Regions from separate parts of the Homo sapiens genome. Here region 1 is linked to region 2. Evidence: read pairs that join two places in POLR2A ChIA-PET (ENCODE). Cell type or tissue: OCI-LY7. All regions are shown on one strand. Links, peaks and the distances in the headings refer to the core of each region. The heading gives the core; the rest is flanking DNA. Region 1 has its middle 15 kb from the start of MIR6729. Region 2 overlaps TNFRSF1B (TNF receptor superfamily member 1B).

Evidence for each region. Peaks named below come from ENCODE experiments on the same cell type or tissue, not always from the same donor. Only the 100,000 strongest peaks of a DNase experiment are listed, where the experiment ranks them.
Region 1: POLR2A ChIA-PET joins it to region 2 with 10 read pairs; 2 of 35 experiments call an interaction of 5 or more read pairs at or near these places.

The regions. Positions count from the first base shown.
Region 1 is chr1:12,038,508-12,048,893 of GRCh38, forward strand. No RefSeq gene overlaps it. Among named protein-coding and RNA genes, the nearest start is that of MIR6729, 15 kb to the left of the region's middle. RefSeq lists a cis regulatory region at 1-864 and enhancers at 647-1,146, 2,212-2,281, 8,304-8,363, 9,024-9,113, 9,504-9,593. In OCI-LY7, for the core only: no CTCF peak of the experiment used is centred there; DNase peaks (open chromatin) are centred at 1,514, 2,224 and 5,824; H3K4me3 peaks cover 1,727 bases; H3K27ac peaks cover 3,103 bases.
Region 2 is chr1:12,180,755-12,188,754 of GRCh38, forward strand. All of the region lies in intron 1 of TNFRSF1B (TNF receptor superfamily member 1B), which reads left to right. Among named protein-coding and RNA genes, the nearest start is that of MIR4632, 7.0 kb to the right of the region's middle. In OCI-LY7, for the core only: no CTCF peak of the experiment used is centred there; no DNase peak of the experiment used is centred there.

The sequences.
Region 1 (10,386 bases), core at 1,432-9,431, 140 kb before region 2:
CCCTGGAGGGGTTGGGTGACCCTTCCACTCCCACTTCATCATGAGGTGAAGCGTGCATGGCCCAGAAACACACACACAGCTGGATTTCCCCCCTCTGCCTTTGGAAAGTGGCATTCAGATGTTCTGAGAATGCACACTGGCTCAATGTAGACTTGGCTGTAGGTTTGCTGAACTTTTCAGCCCAATCTGTGGGAGGACATAGAGTGTAGCTCCGAACACCCGCCCTCGGTATTGCCACCCACTGACTGCGTGACGGCGGCCGTGTCACTTAGCCTTTCTGTATGTAGCTCAGTTTTGTCATCTGTACACGGGCGATAACTCCAAGAAGAGGTGAACCAGATCCGACCTGCAGAGACCCGGGCACGTGGTCTGACGGGGAGGGGAGCTATGAGAAATGATAAGACTGTCATCAGCTCTTCCATCATAAGATTGATGCCATCCTGTTGCCTGGAATGGAACCTGCCCCCTGAGTTTGCTCCAGCTCATGCCTTCCCCAGGACGATAAGAGAGAATGGAAGCAGGGCATGGAGTCCTTTGATCCAGTGGCCTTCACCCCCAGCTCCTGGAAGGGCTGTTGCTGGGAGCAGATGCCGGCAGCAGCCTTCTTGCCAGTTTCATTAGCATGGAGGCTCTGAGGACAGGGAGGGAGGAGGGATGTGGGTGGGCAGGACCCTCCCTGGGGCCAGTGCTGAGGCTGTGAGGGTGGATGGCTGAAGCCTTGCAGGAAGTTTTGAGAGGAAGCTGGGCCCACAGGATCGTGATGTGATCAGTTGGGGTGGCATAAGAGTGCCTGATGATGGTTTGGGTGGCCTTTGGGGACATCCCCTGTCATGCCATCACCATGCTGAGCTCTGACCACACTCTCTTTGGCCCTCTTTATCTGTGGCTAAGAGTTGGCAACACAGCCTCTGAAACTCAGCAGAAACCCCTCTGCTTCCCCCAGCCCTGCCTCCTCTATCCCCCACCATTGTTGATGGGATACCAGAGGCACCCAGGTGTCCTGGGCCTCCAGCTCCCGAGGCAAGGAAGCCTTTCTTGGCCAGCCAGGACTCATGACATCTCAGCCAGTGGAGAAGGGGAGAGGGAGGGCTTTGAGAATTCCCCAGGCCTCAGATTTGGTGGGGGAACCCTTCCTGTCCACCAGGATTGAGGGTTACAGAACACCCCAGCCTCGAGGGAGAACTAGCTGCCCCCCATCCCATTCCCAGCAAATTCTGACAAACACCCCCTGACTCCCATGGTGGAAGTTTGCCAGGTGTCAACTAAAGAAAATAAAAAGCTGAAGAATTAGAGTTCGGGCTGGGTGTGGTAGCTCACACTTGTAATCCCAGTAATTTGGGAGGCTGAAGCCAGTGGATTGCCCGAGCCCAGGAGTTTAAGAGCAGCCTGGGCAACATGTAGAGATGAAACCCCATCTCTACTGAAAATACAAAAAATTAGCCAGGCATGGTGACATACATCTGTGGTTCCCAGCTACTTGGTAGGCTGAGGTGGGAGGATCACCTGAGCCCGGGGAAGTCTGAGACTGCAGTGCGTGGTGATCACAACACTGCACTCCAGCCTGAGCAACAGAGTGAGACCATGTCTAAAAATAAATAAATAAATAAAAATGCCGGGCGTGGTGGCTCAAGCCTGTAATCCCAGCACTTTGGGAGGCCAAGGTGGGCAGATCACTTGAGGTCAGGAGTTCGAGACCAGTCTGACCAACATTGAGAAACCCAGTCTCTACTAAAAATACAAAATTAGCCGGGCGTGGTGGCACATGCCTGTAATGTCAGCTACTCGGGAGGCTGCGGGAGGAGAATCGCTTGAACCCGGGAGGCAGAGGTTGCAGTGAGCTGAGATCACACCATTGCATTCCAGCCTGGGCAACAAGAGTGAAACTCCGTCTCAAAAACAAAAAACAAAAACTTTAGAGTTCTTTTTATTCAGAAGTTTTACCAGGACTATAGACCGAGCCTATTGCCTGAGAGCAGCCCTGTGGAGGGGTTCTATCAGCTGCTCTGGCAGTTTCAGTTCACAGTTTATGTACAGGTGGTGAAGCTGTAATATGTACAAAATCACATCGAGGTTTGGGTATAGAGTACATCTGGCTATAGATGACTAAAGCACATCTGCTGAATCGATTGTGGAGGCAGAATCACTAACCCCACCAGATGGTATCTTATGTGTAGGAAAAAGCAAGTCTGGGGCCATTTATCTTTCAAGGAATATAGTGACTCACGCAAGAGACATGGGGCTCTATTCTGTTTTGTCTTCAAAGCATCCCTCCAGAGAGCTGCCCATTGTCACAGAGCCAGCGGCTTGTGAATCCACTCAAGCAGAAATGAGCAAACATAACTTCTTACATTTGCTACTTAGGCTCACCCAGGAGAGGAAGCAGCCCCAGGTGCCAGCTGTGTGTTGCAGAACACTGGACCTGGAGCCTCAGCCTGGGGGTCAGTGTTGGCTGCTGCTCCTGCACAAGTCAGTGGGCTTCTCTGAGCCTCAGTTTCCTCATCTGTAGAATGGGGATTAGAATGCTACCTACTGGGCCAGGCACCGTGGCTCACACCTATAATGCCAACACTTTGGGAGGCCAAGGTGGGTGGATTGCTTGAGCCCAGGAGCTCGAGACCGGCTTGGGCAACATAGGGAGACCCCTGTCTCTACAAAAGAATTTAAAAAATTAGCCAGGTGTGGTGGCACGAACCTGTGTTTCCAGCCACTTGGGAGGCTGAGGCAGGAGGATCACTTGAGCCCAGGAGTTGGAAGCTGCAGCGAGCCACGGTCGAGCTACTGCACTCCAGCCTGGGTGACAGAGCAAGACCCTGTCTCAAAAAACAAAACAAAACAAAACAAAACAACAACAACAAAAAAAAAAAACCCAGAAAACCAAGAATGTTACCTACTGCGTTGGGGTTTTTAGAGGATGAAATTAGATGATCAGGAGATGAAATGCGTAGTGCAGTACTGGGCCTAATAAATGTGCAACATTATTATTTGAAACCAGGGCCTGTGTGCATATTGGCAGATGAGGATCCTGTCTCTAGAGGGGTCCACCCCACCTGGCCAGATACACAGTAAGGAATGAGCCGAGTGGGAGCAGGGGAAGTTTCAGGTGATTCTTCCATGAAATGATGGACACAGGGCGCTGGCCCAGTGTCTGTGCTGGAGTAGGGCCCTGCGGGCCTCCAAGCCTGGGAGGGTCAGAGGCCTGAAAACCACTCAGGCCCTTCCAGGAATCTTTGGTTGGGAACTCTAGGGACTCTGTAGGACACGGTGTGGGAACAGAGCAGGATGGGGGCAGTTACCCACACCTCCATTCCACTCCTCCTGCAGGGTAAGACCTGCTCAAGTCCCGCCTTCAGGCCGGATTGCCCAAACCTTTCCTCAGTCTCCCTGCCTGGCCACGTGGACTCCCCATCCCCGTAAAACCCTCCTGTGGTTCTCCTGACCGGGATGGGTGGGTTCCTTGGGACTTCTTGCCTTGCTGGGCTGGGCCCTTCTGAAGGACAAGGGTCTCCCAGGTGCTGATCCTCCCTGTGGGCCTCAGCTGCCAAAGGACTCTGAGGACACTGACATTTGGGAGAGCCGGCATCTTCTCTGGGTCCCTGATGTGGGTTCAGAGGTGGCCCCCCAAAGATATGTCCACCTAGAACTTCAGAGTATATGACCTTATTTGGAATAAGGGTCTATGCAGATATAATTTTTTTCTTTTTTTTTTTTTTTTTTTGAGATAGTCTCACCCTATCACCCGCTAGGGCTGTATAACAGAACACCACAGACTGCAGGGCTTAAGCAACATAAATTTCTTTTCTTTTTTTCTTTCTGTTTTTTGTTTGTTTGTTTTTGGTTGCCCAAGCTGGAGCGCAGTGGCACGCTCTCGGCTCACTGCAACCTGCGCCTCCCGGGTTCAAGTGATTCTCCTGCCTCAGCCTCCCGAGCAACTGGGACTACAGACGCACACCACCATACCTGGCTAATTTTTTGTATTTTCAGTAGAGACAGGGTTTCACCATGTTGGCTAGGATAGTCTTGAACTCCTGACCTTAAGTGATCCACCCGCCTTGGCCTCCCAAAGTGCTGGGATTACAGGCGTGAGCCACCATGCCCAGCCTTTCTGCAGATGTAATTAAGGTAGGGTAATGGGGCTCTTAAGACGCGAGTCCCTCTCCCTCTCCCTCTCCCTCTCCCTCTCCCTCTCCCTCTCCCCACGGTCTCCCTCTGATGCCGAGCCGAAGCTGGACTGTACTGCTGCCATCTCGGCTCACTGCAACCTCCCTGCCTGATTCTCCTGCCTCAGCCTGCCGAGTGCCTGCGATTGCAGGCGCGCGCCGCCACGCCTGACTGGTTTTCGTATTTTTTTGGTGGAGACGGGGTTTCGCTGTGTTGGCCGGGCCCGTCTCCAGCTCCTAATCGCGAGTGATCCGCCAGCCTCGGCCTCCCGAGGTGCCGGGATTGCAGACGGAGTCTCGTTCACTCAGTGCTCAATGGTGCCCAGGCTGGAGTGCAGTGGCGTGATCTCGGCTCGCTAAAACCTCCACCTCCCAGCCGCCTGCCTTGGCCTCCCAAAGTGCCGAGATTGCAGCCTCTGCCCGGCCGCCACCCCGTCTGGGAAGTGAGGAGCGTCTCTGCCTGGCCGCCCATCGTCTGGGATGTGAGGAGCCCCTCTGCCTGGCTGCCCAGTCTGGAAAGTGAGGAGCGTCTCTGCCCGGCCGCCATCCCATCTAGGAAGTGAGGAGCGTCTCTGCCCGGCCGCCCATCGTCTGAGATGTGGGGAGCGCCTCTGCCCTGCCGCCCCGGCTGGGATGTGAGGAGCGCCTCTGCCCGGCTGCGACCCCGTCTGGGAGGTGAGGAGCATCTCTGCCCGGCCGCTCCGTCTGAGAAGTGAGGAGACCCTCCACCCGGCAGCCGCCCCGTCTGAGAAGTGAGGAGCCCCTCCGCCCGGCAGCCACCCCGTCTGGGAAGTGAGGAGCCTCTCCGCCCGGCAGCCACCCCGTCCGGGAGAGAGGTGGGGGGGTCAGCCCCCAGCCAGGCCAGCCGCCCCGTCCGGGAGGGAGGTGGGGGGTCAGCCCCCCGCCCGGCCAGCCGCCCCGTCCGGGAGGTGAGGGGCGCCTCTGCCCGGCCGCCCCTACTGGGAAGTGAGGAGCCCCTCTGCCAGGCCACCACCCCGTCTGGGAGGTGTACCCAACAGCTCATTGAGAACGGGCCATGATGACAATGGCGGTTTTGTGGAATGGAAAGGGGGGAAAGGTGGGGAAAAGATTGAGAAATCGGAAAAAAAAAAAAAAAAAAAAGGTAGGGTAATGATCTCAAAATGAGAGCATCCTGGTTTAGGGAGGGCTTTAAATCCAATAATAGGTGTCTTATAAGATACAGAAAAGGACACACCACAGAGACACAAAGAATTAGGGAACATGGGCCAGGAGTGGTGGCTCACACCTGTAATCCCAGCACTTTGGGAGGCTGAGGTGGGCGGATCACCTGAGGTCAGGAGTTTGAGTCCAGCCTGGCCAACATGGTAAAACCCCGTCTCTACTAAAAATACAAAAAAAAAAAAAATTAGCCAGGTGGTGCGTGCCTGTAATCCCAGCTACTCGGGAGGCTGAGGCAGGAGAATCACTTGAACCCGGGTGGCAGAGGTTGCAGTGAGCCGAGATCACGCCACTGCACTCCAGCCTGGGCAACAGAGCAAGGCGCTATCTCACTGAAAAAAAAAAAAAAGCAAGCAGGGAACATGATGACAGGGGCAGAGAGGACTGATGAAGGATGGCAGGCAGCTGCTAGAAGCCAGGGGAGAGGCATAGGAGGGACAGATTTTCTGTCAGAGCTTCCAGAAGGAAGCAACCCTGCCAACACCTTGATCTTGGACTTCCGGTCTCCAGAACTAGAGGCTAGAAGTTTCAATTGTTTTAATCATACCGTTTGTGAGCAGTTACTACAGTGGCCCTAAGAAATGAACACAGACTGGGCGTGGTACCTCATGCCTGTAATCCTAGCACTCTGGGAGGCCGAGGTGGGTGGATCACTTGAGGTCAGGAGTTTGAGACCAGTCTGGCTAACATGGTGAAACCCCGTCTCTACTGAAAATACAAAAATTAGCCGGTGTAATGGCATGCACCTGAAATCTCACTTACTCGGGAGGCTGGGGCACGAGAGTCGCTTGAACCTGGGAGGCAGAGGTTGCAGTGAGCTGAGATCACGCCACTGCACTCCAACCTGGGTGACAGAGCGAGACTCTGACTCAAAAAAAAAAAAAAGAAATGAATACAGTTCACAGTTGCCTGGATGAATGATGAATGAGATGCTGGGGTGGCCACGTGACGGCTGTTTGCTCACGGTCAAGTCCACAGTTTAGCTCTTAGCTTCAGTTGGGAATTAATTTTCTGGGGCAAGCAGAAACCTCAGTGTCCTGGGCTGAACTGTGTCCCTCCCCAAATTCACATTTGGAAGTCCTAACCTCCAGTACTTCAGAATGCAACAGTCCTTTGAGATAGTCTTTAAAGAGGCAATTAAGTTAAAACAAGGCCTTTCAGGTGGACCCTAATCCAATACGACTGGTGTCCTTACAAAAAGGGGAAATTTGGCCACAGACCTGTGCACGTACAGAGGAAAGTCCAGGTGAGAACGCAGCGACAACATGGCCACCCGTGAGCCAAGGAGAGAGGTCTTGAAAAAACCCAGCCCTGCTGACGCCTCAACCTTCACCTCCAGAAGTGCGAGGAAGCTAATTTCTGTGGCTTAAGCCACCCCATTTGCGGGACTTTATGGCAGCCTGAGCAGACTAACACGCTCATCATGCCAGAAAATTCCTTGTTGGGCTTGAGGTGGAGTGGGGGGAAGGAAACTCATCCCTGGCCCTCCATCCTGAGATTCCTGAACTCCAAAGCTCCCCGCTGCTTGACCTCAGTGCTCCAAGCTGTAAATGCAGGTTTGTCTTACCGGCCAAAGCAGCCTCTCAAGATGACACGTTGGGGAGATGAGGTCTCCCATAGATGGGAGGGGTGGACAGCAGGCAGTACCCCCAACCCTCTGCCCTGGTCACCGACAAGCTGAGACAGCCTCATGGCCCTTGGTGTCTGGCCACTCCGGCATCTGATGTATCTTGGGGTTTTATAATCCTGGGGGTTCATCTGTCCTAGGTGTACTAAATTCGGGAGCTCATGGCTTGCAGGCATCACTTATGGTAGTAAGAGGAAGATTTTTCTTTCTATTTTTTTTTTATTTGAGATGGAGTCTTGCTCTGTCACGCAGGCTGGATTGCAGTGGCGCGATCTCGGCTCACTGCAGCCTCCACCTCGCAGGCTCACGTGATTCTTGTGCCTCAGCCTCTCAAGTAGCTGGGATTACAGGCACGTGCCACCACGTCTGGCTAATTTTTATGCTTTTAGTAGAGACGGGATTTCACCATATTGGCCAGGCTGTTCTCAAACTCCTGGCCTCAGGTGATCCACCCACCTCTGCCTCCCAAAGTGCAGGGATTACAGGCGTGAACCACTGTGCCCGGCCAGTAAGAGGAAGATTTAGATAGTGCGTATCATGTGCCATGCACTATTCTTATTTTATTTATTTTATTTTTTGAGATGGAGTCTTGCTCTGTCCCCTAGTCTGGAGTGCAATCGCGCGATCTCGGCTCACTGCAACCTCTGCCTCCTGGGTTCAAGTGATTCTCCTGCCTCAGCATCCTGAGTAGCTGGGACTACAGTCACGTGCCACCACACCTGGCTGATTTTTTGTATTTTTAGTAGAGACGGGGTTTCACCGTATTAGCCAGGATGGTCTTGATTTCCTGACCATGTGATCTGCCCACCTCAGCCTCCCAAAGTGCTGTGATTAGAGGCATGAGCCACTGTGCCCGGCCCCACCATGCACTATTCTAAGAGCTCCATATCTCTTACTCTTCGAGTTCTCAAAACCATCCTGTAAGGTAAGGTTATTATCCCCAGTTTAGAGATGGGGCATTTGAGGCACAGAGAGGTTAACTGACCTGTCTCGGGCCACACAGCTATCAAGGGACCAAGCCAGGATTCGAACTCAGACCACCCTGAACTCCAGAGTCCGTCCTTTTGAGCTGCATCACATGCCCCTTGGTAGACATCTGTGCTGACATTTCTCTCCTCCTCTGCTGGCATTGGGTGGACTCCTATTTTCCTCGGGAGGCAGCTTAGCCAGGAGGAGTGGCAAAGCCTGGATTGGGCTGAGTGAGCCCCTATGTGGCCCCGCACTACATAACCTGACACTGAGCTCTGGGCCTTCCTTCCCTTCCTCCCTGGCTGACAGGGGTTAGAGGTGGGGTCGCTGCCCCACTTGCTGTGAAGTTGGGGGAAGGGGATCATAATGCTTTGCTGATCACACACCCTGGCACACTTGCATACACACACACCCTTACACACACAGCCTTGAGCACACACCTACCCACCCACATGCACACACCCACACCCACACACCGTCACACATTTGCACACACAACCTCAAGCACGCAGAACCTCACACACACATCCTTGTGCACACACACCACGTGCATGCGCACATAATCTCAGGGGCACAAGCCCTCGCTGCTCTCACACACTCATACACTTACACACACACCCTAGACACACTTGTGTGTACACCAGCTCACACACACACCCCACTCTCATACACTTGTGGACACACAGCCTTGAGCCCACAGGTCCCTACTTTTGAGGGCACGAGCCCTCTTGCACACCCTCACACTCCCTCCCTTACACACACTCCCTCACATGTGTGCACATGCATACACACACGCACACACACACGCACACACACACATGCACACACACACATGCACACACACACGTGCTGCAGGAAGCCCTGTCATTGTCAGTGTGGCCCCAGAACTTAGTCATTTAATGACCCATTGGGCCGTGTTTCTTTCATGGAAGCCAACACTTGGCTTTTTCTTTACCGAGATCTTCTCACTCAGTTTCTCTCAGTCTCACTTTTCATTTTGACTGGCAAGGAGTTTTTTTCAATCTCTTGTGGTTTTAACAGCACCAGCGGCTACAGCTCAAACCTCAAGCATCCAGGGCCACCGCCTGCCTCTCCGATCGGTCTGTTCTGGCTGGGAGAAGCCCAGGGCTTCCCTGCTTGTCAGCCCGGCCGCTTGCCCAGCAGTTTGTGAGATGGAAGGTGGAGAGAAAGAACTGTGGGGGTGAGAAGTGACGTCACCATAGGGGCTGGGGTTGTGGACAGGCCCCCATCAACCCTCTCCCGCCACCCCCAGAGCACCAATGCGTCATCTTGGAGTTTCTTTAGTGCTTAGGCAGATGAATTCTGACGTGACAGCTGGGAACCCCTGCGGGGGAAGTTGGGGTCAACAGCTGATCCCAGAGGCTCCCGGGGGCACTGACACCTGGGAGCCCCAGCTGTGTTGCCCCTTTTCCAGCCATCAGGTTTGGGGGGCTCCAAGCTGGCATTTATACCCACTGCCTGCAGCCGTGTGAAGTCTTTCAGACTGAGTTCAAGTCTTGTTTCACCATTGTCAGCAGAGTCACTCAGCAAGGTGCTCTGTCCCCTCCCGTGGAAAAGAGGGTGACCCAGAGGTACACAGATTGTTAGATAGGTCCTAAGGTTTGAAAAGTCTTAGAGCATTGCCAGGTATGGTGGCTCACACCTGTAATCCCAGCACTTTGGGATGCTGAGGTGGGCAGATCATTTGAGCCCAGGAGATGGAGACCAGCCTGCCTGGGCAACATAGGAAGACCCCCATCTCTACAGAAAATAACAAAAATTAGCCGGGCATGGTGGTGCGTGCCTGTAGTTTCAGCTACTCAGGAGGCTGAGGTGGGAGGATCAATTGAGCCAGGGAAGTTGAGGCTGCAGTGAGCTGAGATCATGTCACCTCACTCCAGCCTGGGCAACAGAGCCAGAAGCTGTCTCAAAAGAGAAAGAAAAAAAAGAAAGAAAGAAAGAAAGGAAAGAAAGAAAAAGACAAAGAAAAAAAAAAGTCTTAGAACAATTCCTGGGATGAAGCAGATTCTTCCTGCTTAGGAACCTTTCAGATCCAAATCCATGACTCCCTTCTTCCTTCCAAGTTCTCTGGAGTTGAGCCCAGGCACAGAGGACACGGTTATTCATTGAAACAGTAGGACATGTTGCTTTTTTCTTTTTTCTATGTGACTTTGGACAAGTTGCCTCACAACTCAACTTCATCTCTTTCTAAGCCTCCTTGTGGATATGGGAAATAAATGAACTCATGTGGAGAAGAGCCGTTATGGACTGAACTGTGCCTGCTTCTCCCTGCCAAGTTCATGCCCCCCAAATTCATAGGTTGAAGCCCTAACCCCCAATGAGACAGGGCCTCTTTTTGGTTTTTGTTTTCATTTTTGTTTTTGTTTTTTTAAGACGAAGTCTTTCTCTGTCATCCAGGCTGGAGTGCAGTGG
Region 2 (8,000 bases), core at 1-8,000:
CAGCGGGGTCTTTTCTTCCTGGAGCTCGGCCCTCGGCAGCTCTCAGAAGCTCACCTTCTTGCAGGCTCTCACAGCCGCATCGTCCTCTGGCTGGGCTGCTCACAGACCCCGGCCCCTGGGTTTTGTCCACTCACCCAGACTCTGTTTTGGGGTCACATTACCCTTCCAGTGTTCCTCTGAGCAAAGTCCCTGTGAGTTAGCCCAAGGTCCCTGTCAAGGAGGACCACATCTGGCCTGTTGCACTCTTCTCCTTTGCCCCACCGAAGCCTCTGTCACACTGTCACAGCAGCGGGCCTGCCATGGTCTCCCCATGTAAGGCTTCCTGAGGAACGGGCCTGGTGCCAGCCTGGGGGTGAACTGCCAGCCCCAGGAGTCACAGGTCAGCTTCCCCACACTTACCCTGGAGGCAGGATGGAGGCCCCCTCCTTTGCAAGGCCCACACGGGCCATCTAACACCCCACTAAAGCCGGGCAGTTCGCTGCCCTGGGGTGTGTTCTCGCCTTGCCAGTTCTTGGCTAAAACCAAGGCAGGAAGAGCCCAGTTCCCATGTTCTGTAACATGGGTCTATGACCAGGGCCTTTGCAGGCCCCTTGCAGCGCCCCCATGGAGCCCCCAGGAGTCTGGGAGAAGATGATGAACCCAAGTGAGGACCTCCCCAGGGGCCTTTGCTCCTCACAAGAACCCCTGGAGGAGACAGGGCAAGGAGTACCACTCCCATTTTACAGGTGACAATGCCGAGGCTCAGAGAAAGTCCATGACACCCCCAAATCCCCCGGACCCACTACCCTGACCTCCTGGCGGTGCACAGAGCATGCCACGCACCTCTCCATATGCACATAGACCCTCTAACCTAAGTCAGCGCCCCTTCTACAAGGCCGGTGTCCAGCACACCTGGGAAAGGGGACATTTCTGGCCCTTTCCTCTCAGAAGTCGCCTGCTCGAGCTGCCCTCCCTGGGGGGAAGGGGATGGGGGCAGAAGCTGAGCATGGAAGCCCCTGCTAATCCACCCTCTGCTCTCTCCAGAGGCCCAGGACCAGCCCAACTCTGCCCCACATCCCAGCCCCCACCTCCCAGCTCGTGCTGTTTCTCCACCTCTCATGTGGATGGGCCACACACCACCCAGCACCCCTGAGGTCTGGTGAGGGACTGAGCCTTCGACACCCATCCTTAAGAACCCAGGGCTGGTCCTTTTGCTTAGAGCATCAACCAGGCCCACACTCTCATTTTACAGGCAGAGAAACTGAGGCACAGAGAACCTGGTTACTGCCCACAGCAGAGGAGACACTTGAGTGAGGACACAGAGGATCTTTGGGGTAGGGGCGGGCCTTGGGGTTGAGACCCAGTCTTCCTGGCCAGGGAGGAAACACAGGACTGGAGGTGAGGAGGCCTCTTTGAGGCTAGTTTCTTCATCTGTAACTTGGGAATAACAATAGGACTGGCCTCAGGGGGACCAGGGGAGGATTCAGAGAGGCTATGATGCTGGGACAGCTCTTCGTGATGACTGGCATGAAGCAGGCTTCTAGTAGATGCTCTACTGCTGCTTTCGTTCTCACCCTCACCCACCCGCTCTGGGCCCACTGCCCTGACCTCCTGACCAAGCACTGAGTGTGCCAAGGGCATCTCCCTGTCTCCCCGGCCCCGCACCTTGTGTCACCCTTTTCCTTAGCTCTTACCACCACCTTGAATTCTCTATTGAACGTGCATGTGTCTCCCCAGCTAAGATGACAACTTCCCGGGGGCAGGGATTTGATTTGTTCAATGCTACTGTTTACCCAGCACCTACAACACTGGGTGCTCAGCACGTCTGTTGAATGAATGAATGAATGAATCACTGCTTTCACCTTTGCCCCTGACTTTCTCCATGGACCACGGACAAGTGACTTGATCTCCCTGAGCTGTGAAATGGGGCCATTCACACCAGCTTTTTAGGGTGGAACTAGGATTTTATACAGTGCCTGCCATCTGGCCTGGCACATAGTAGTTGCTTAGCAAATATCCCATTGTTTTCCTTCCTCCCCAGAGGGCCAAAGCCAAGACCTGGAGGAGCAACAGGGTGGGGGTCTAACCCCTGGGTGACAGAGACAGCTCCCATCTGGGATGGAGGCTGCATGGTGGGAGGAGCTGCTGAGGTTGGGCCATTCAGCTTTGGGGCCCTTGGAGTCCTGGGTCTGTGTGGAGGGGGAAGGGAAGCTCTCTGGGCCCCAAGAGAAGGGAGGCAGGATTGGGGGTGGCAAGGATTGCAGCTCTTCTGGGATAGCCTTGGGCACACTGCTTTGTCTCCCTGAGCACCTGCGAATGTCAGTGAGAAGACCAGACAGTGGGTCTAACACGCACAGTTGCCCCTGGGAGGTAGCAGGTGCTCGGTACCGATGAGCTACCGCTAACTGCAGGTGCTACCTGTCTTAGAGGAGGGAGCCCAATCTGGAGGAGGGGAAATGGGAGCTGTGGACCCAGATGGGAGGCGGCTCAGAGACTGTGGGTGGGCCCTGATGAGCTTCTTATCCATAGTCCTCTATCCGCTTGCCGCCATCCTGGCCCTGGCATGGCCCAAAGTCTCTGGGAGACGAGGGGAGGTGGCTTTGCCTTTTTCCATCTCTGTTATCTCATCTGTGAAATGGGCACAATCAGACCTGCCTCACCAATTGGAATATAGATTTAGGTGCAGTTTTCTTTTTTCTTTCCTTTTATCTATTCTCTCTCTCTCTCTCTCTCTCTCTCTATGTATATATGTATAGCTATCTATTGATATTTTCTATCATCCATCTATTTATCTTGTATCTACTTTCTATTATCTCTATCATCTATTTATCTAATCTATCATCTATCTAGCTATCTTTCTATTTTATCTATCTATCTATCTGTTTGTCTGTCTGTTTTATCTATCTAGCTATTTTATCTATTTTATCTATCTATCTATCTATCTATCTATCTATCTATCTATCTATCTATCTATCTATTCTATCTACCTATCTATCTATCTATCTATCTATCTATCTAGCTAGCTAGCTAGCTAGCTATCTATTCTATCTACCTACCTATCTATCTATCTAGCTATCTATCTATTCTATCTACCTATCTATCTATCTATCTATCTATCTACCTACCTACCTACCTACATATCTATCCATCCTCTCCGATTCCCTCACCACTGGGTCTCAGATTCCCTGCCTGTTAAATAAATGGTCAGTTAACCCTCAACAGTGATTTTCAATTTTTCACTTGAGGCCCCCATATTTTGGAAGATTGTAGTTTGCTGAACACGCTGACTGAATCAAGTACTATCCAACTTATTTCCTCATTTTAACATGTCAAAGATCCCCTGTGGGGTGAGTGGGGTGTGAATTGGAGCCTCCCCAATCCAAGGCACAGGAACTGGAAGCTTCTGTAGCCCTGCATTTCCTAGAGAATGCTTGCCATGTTTTGGGGACCTCCTGGGGGGCCCCTGTACTGACCAGAGGCCGGCTCCCAGGGCTGTGGTTTGGGCCCAGCCCCCTGCTCCTGGGGACTGCTGCTGTGGAGGGAGTGACCTTTTGTTCTGCTTTGCCAAGGGGCTTTCTGTTCCTCATTGTTTAGCCATGACAAGGCTGTGGATTTTTTTTTTTTTTTCTGTCCAAGAGAATAAACAGGCCTGAGATTGCTCAAGGGAGCCGACCCCCTCTGCCAGCTACTGGGGGCTGGAGGCTCACAGAGCCAGGGAGGAAGTCCTACCCCCTCTGCCGGCTACCGGGGGGGCTGGAGCCACACAGAGCCAGGGAGGAAGTCCAGGGACGGTCACTCACAGCAAAGCCTCAGACAAGAGAGGAACCTGGAGGGGAGGAGGTGGGAGGCCACCACTCAGCCGGCCTGGGGGCCATGGGAGTCCAGCTGCCTGCCGTTAGTGGCCAGGAGCCCTCGTCCATTGCGGCTCTTGAGAGCCCAAACTTGGCCACGGCAGGGCTCTTTCCCATCAGGCCCTTTGAGCCCTGATGGGAAACCCTTCCCCAGCCAGGGTGGGATTTCTTGCTGCCGCCTGGAGCCGCCCTGGCCCTGTGGTTCTCAGGCCCTGGAGGAGTGAGGGGCTCCCCTGGTTACCCCAAGGGCACTCGTGGGGATGAAGCCCGCGGGATGCAGGATTCCCACGAGACCTGTGCTGGCCACTGTGCGGGGTGGGGGGCTGCCAGGGAAGAGGTGCAGCCCCTGCCTGCCTCAGGGATGCGATCTGAGGGAAGAGGCAGCTGTGTCTGGGAGGCCGTTCGGTCGGAGGGGGATAGGCACAGCCCCTGCCCTTGGGGAAGCGCCCAGCAGCAGCCTTCAGGGAAGGCAGTTTGGGGGTTTGCCGAGGGCCAGGAAGACCCTCTGCCGCAGTTAGTATTCGATGGAATGGCTTGTGCAGAGGGAGCTGCAGAAGCTGCCATTTCTCTGGGTTAGGGGCTCCCACAGCCTTTGGATGCCGGGTCTCGGCCATGAGCCCCCTCCGCCACCCCTCCCCCAGGTCACCTTGCTCAATCCAGGAGGCCGGATGATCAGAGTGTGTTCTGCAAAGGAGCGTGAGAATCACTGGGGAGATTTCCTTTTTCTTTTTCTTTCTCTTTTTTTAATGGTACAGCTTCCTGGGCCCACCCCTGAGATTCTGCACTTGTTTGGGGAGTGGGTGTTGGCTTCATGACAGGCACCCCTGGGTGCTTTGGACACAGGCAGTGAGCTCCCCCCACACTGTGTGAACCCCTGAGAAGGCTTCTCCTTTTGTCTAGGGTGCCTGGGAGTCTGCTCCAGCAGCAAACCGGGGAGGGGAGGGGTACTGGGACCGAGTGTGTGTGGCAGCACCGTGTCCAGGCAAACTGAGGCTCCAGACGGGGGTTACTTCTTCAGACCCTGTTATGCAGCATGGTTCCCACTGCCCGTGCCCAGAATTCACCATAGCTGATGGGCCTGGGGTGGGCCTCCGGGGCAGGCCAGGGTGGAAAGTGCATCTGTGTTTGAGCTTTGCGGCCCTGGCGCTGGAGTTAGATCCCTACAGGAAAGGACATTGTAACCCAGCCCGTGGTTGAGACTAGCAGCTGCTGAGCACCTACGCCCTGCTAGGCTGTGGGGCAACAGCAAAGGGTAACCCCCAGCCTGCAGCCTCAGGGGGGCTTCCCATCTAGCGAGGGGCCCAGGGAGGCCATGAGGAGAGCCATGAGGGAGGAAGGTGGGGACTCTGGGCCTGAGTGACTCCTTCAGGGTGGGGTGCGGGCAGGGAGCCTTCAGGAGGGAGGGTACTGCCTGAGCAGGGCTCTTAAGGGACACGTGGAATTTGTTACAGGAAGCACCAGGCCATTCCAGGCATAGAAATCAGCTGGGGTGCAAAGGCCTGGGGGTCAGAAGAGTGGCAGATTGCTCCATGGCAGGAAGCCCCAGCTCCTCTGGGTCGTTCCCGCTGAGGGATTCCAGCTGTTGGCACCGAGGGGTGCAGCCAGGGCAGGGTGGTGCTGCCTGCCAGGCTGAGGTGGGAGACAGCTGGGTTTCTAGCCCTGCTTGTCACTCGCTATAGGTGCAGCCAAACGCTCAGCAGGCCCAAACTCTGGGCAGTCCTGACTCCCAGGCAGTGCTGTGAGGAAGGGGAGGAGGAGGCACACTGAACCCACCTGCTACGTTGGCTGGTGGAAATTTGGCCAGGTCTGCACTGGCCCAGCGGTGCTGGGTGTCGTGACTGGTGTCTGCTCTGACTGGCTTGCTGACAGCTGAAGTCCAGGATAGGTCCATGGCCACGTTGTGCTGGTTTGTTAAATATTTTTAGTATCTCCCCTGCTCCTATATGTTAGGTACTGGAGTCCAGAGAGGTTAAGGCACTTGCCTAAGGCCACACAGCCGCTAAGTGGTGGAGTGAGGATTTGAAACCAGTTCTTTCTGACTCCCTGTATCCTTATCTATGGAGAGGCCCCATGACTCGTTCACTAAAGGTTATGGATCTCGATCTTGTACTGGCCACATGACTGCAGCTGGCAGTACAGTGGGGAGTGCGCCAGCCCTGGCTCTGACCTCCTAGAACTGCCCTTTGTTCATTTCCAGGTGACGCATCTGTGGGGGCCCCTGAAGGACTTGGGGTGTGTGTGTACACCCTCTTTGCTTGTACAGATGTGTTCACACCCATGTTTGCCTACATGTGAATGTCTCCATTCTGAGCTTGCTCTCAGCCTGGTAGAGGTGGCTAATTAATGCTTGTCCCTGAAAGCCCGGACTGCCAACCCCAGTCTTTCAGGAGAGAGGGCAGGACTCAGGGGCTTGCTCCCGGGGGTCCTGGGAAGGCACAATGGTGACAGTGCTGCAGCTCTGCACTCCTGGAGGGTCACTCAGAGACCCGAGAGAGGAGGGCTCTGCGTCTGCTCCTCTGTCCAGGGCTGTAGCTTCTCTGGGTGCCTTTGCTTTTCTCTTTTCTCCCCTCTTTTTTTTTTTTTTTCGAGATGGAGTTTTGCTCTGTCAATTAGGCTGGAAGTGCAGTGGCATGATCTCAGCTCACTGCAACCTCCTCCTCCCAGGTTCAGGGGATTCTCCTGCCTCAGCCTCCAGAGTAGCTGGGATTACAGGCACACGCCACTATGCCGGGATAATTTTGTATTTTTAGTAGAGACAGGGTTTTGCCTTGTTGGCCAGGCTGGTCTCGAACTCTTGACCTCAAGTGATCCACCTGCTTCGGCCTCCCAAAGTGCTGGGATTACAGGTGTGAGCCACCACACCTGGCCCTCTCTCTCTTTTCATTCATCACATTGTTCATCTCTTCCCGGAGGCATCCAGCACAGTCTTTGAGACTGTGAGCTGTGAAGTCAGACAGGACCCAGGTCCAAACCCTTCTCTGTCACTTACCAGGTCTGGGACCTTGGGCAGGTGACCTGCCCTCTCAGGCCTCGGTTTCCTGTTCTATAAAATGGCTGCAGTAGGGAAACCGTCTCCATCTTCATTGGGTGGTTGGGAAGTCTTGCTGAGACCACACACCTGTCTCAGGTAGGGTCTTCCAGAAGCAGAGCCTGAGGCAGGGATCTTTGTGAAAGTGATTTGCTAGGGAGGGCTCCCAGGAGAAGCAGGCAGGGCAGGTCAGGGGAGGGGGCTTAGCAGGGACGTTGTTCACCAGCTTCAGCCCAACACCACGGGGGTGGCTCTGGACCATGAATTGTACCAGGGTGGGTCCCACCTTGAGGCTGTGGAGCATTCATTATCAGCCAACACCCACAGCAGCTGGGGGAGCGGTGCCCTGCTGGCAGCAGGGGTCTGAGTGGGGTGCAACAGCACCCACCAATTCGAGCAGCAGAAACGCTTAGAACAGTGCCTGGTACCTAGGCAGTGCTTCAAAAATGGCAACGATTGTCATGGTCATAACCAACATTCAGCTGATGAGTGCCGGCTCTACGGTGGGTCCCATGTGAGAGATTGAGGGTCTAGAGATGACAAGGCTGCCACCTCTGCTGTCTGCATCACATGAGTGTGTGTGTACACATGTGTGTGCATACATACCCACAGGGGGTGGAAGGACAAGCAAGTAACCATTCCAGAACAATGAGATGACTGTTAGAGGGGTCATAACCCACGTTTAGAGAGAGCCGAGAGGAGGAGGAGGAGGAGCTTGAATTAGCCTTGGGTAGTCAGGGAGGGCTTCCCAGAGGTGGCAGCACTCATCTTGAAAGACAAAGGGATGTTTCAGGTGCAGGAGGGAAGGAGAGGTATCTTCCTTCCTCAGCAGAGGGCAGCTTTGTGCTGAGAACCCCCGTTCTCTGTGACCAAGGCCACTGTCTTCTGGATATCTGTCCCATGCAGTGTTAGGGGTCACCCAGCACTGGAGAAGGCCAGCAGAGTCAGTGCTTCTGCCTGCAGACATGACTAGGGTACACTGAGGTGGGGAGGCAGGGGAGGTAAAAGAAGGCACGAGCTCTCCTTCCTGTACCCTGCTCCAGGGGGAGAAACCTCCCCAGCCATCATCAGTGCAGACTGGCAGGGGGAGGGCCAAACATTTGCAGGGCGGGGACCTGGGCATCAGGCATGGCAGAACCCAG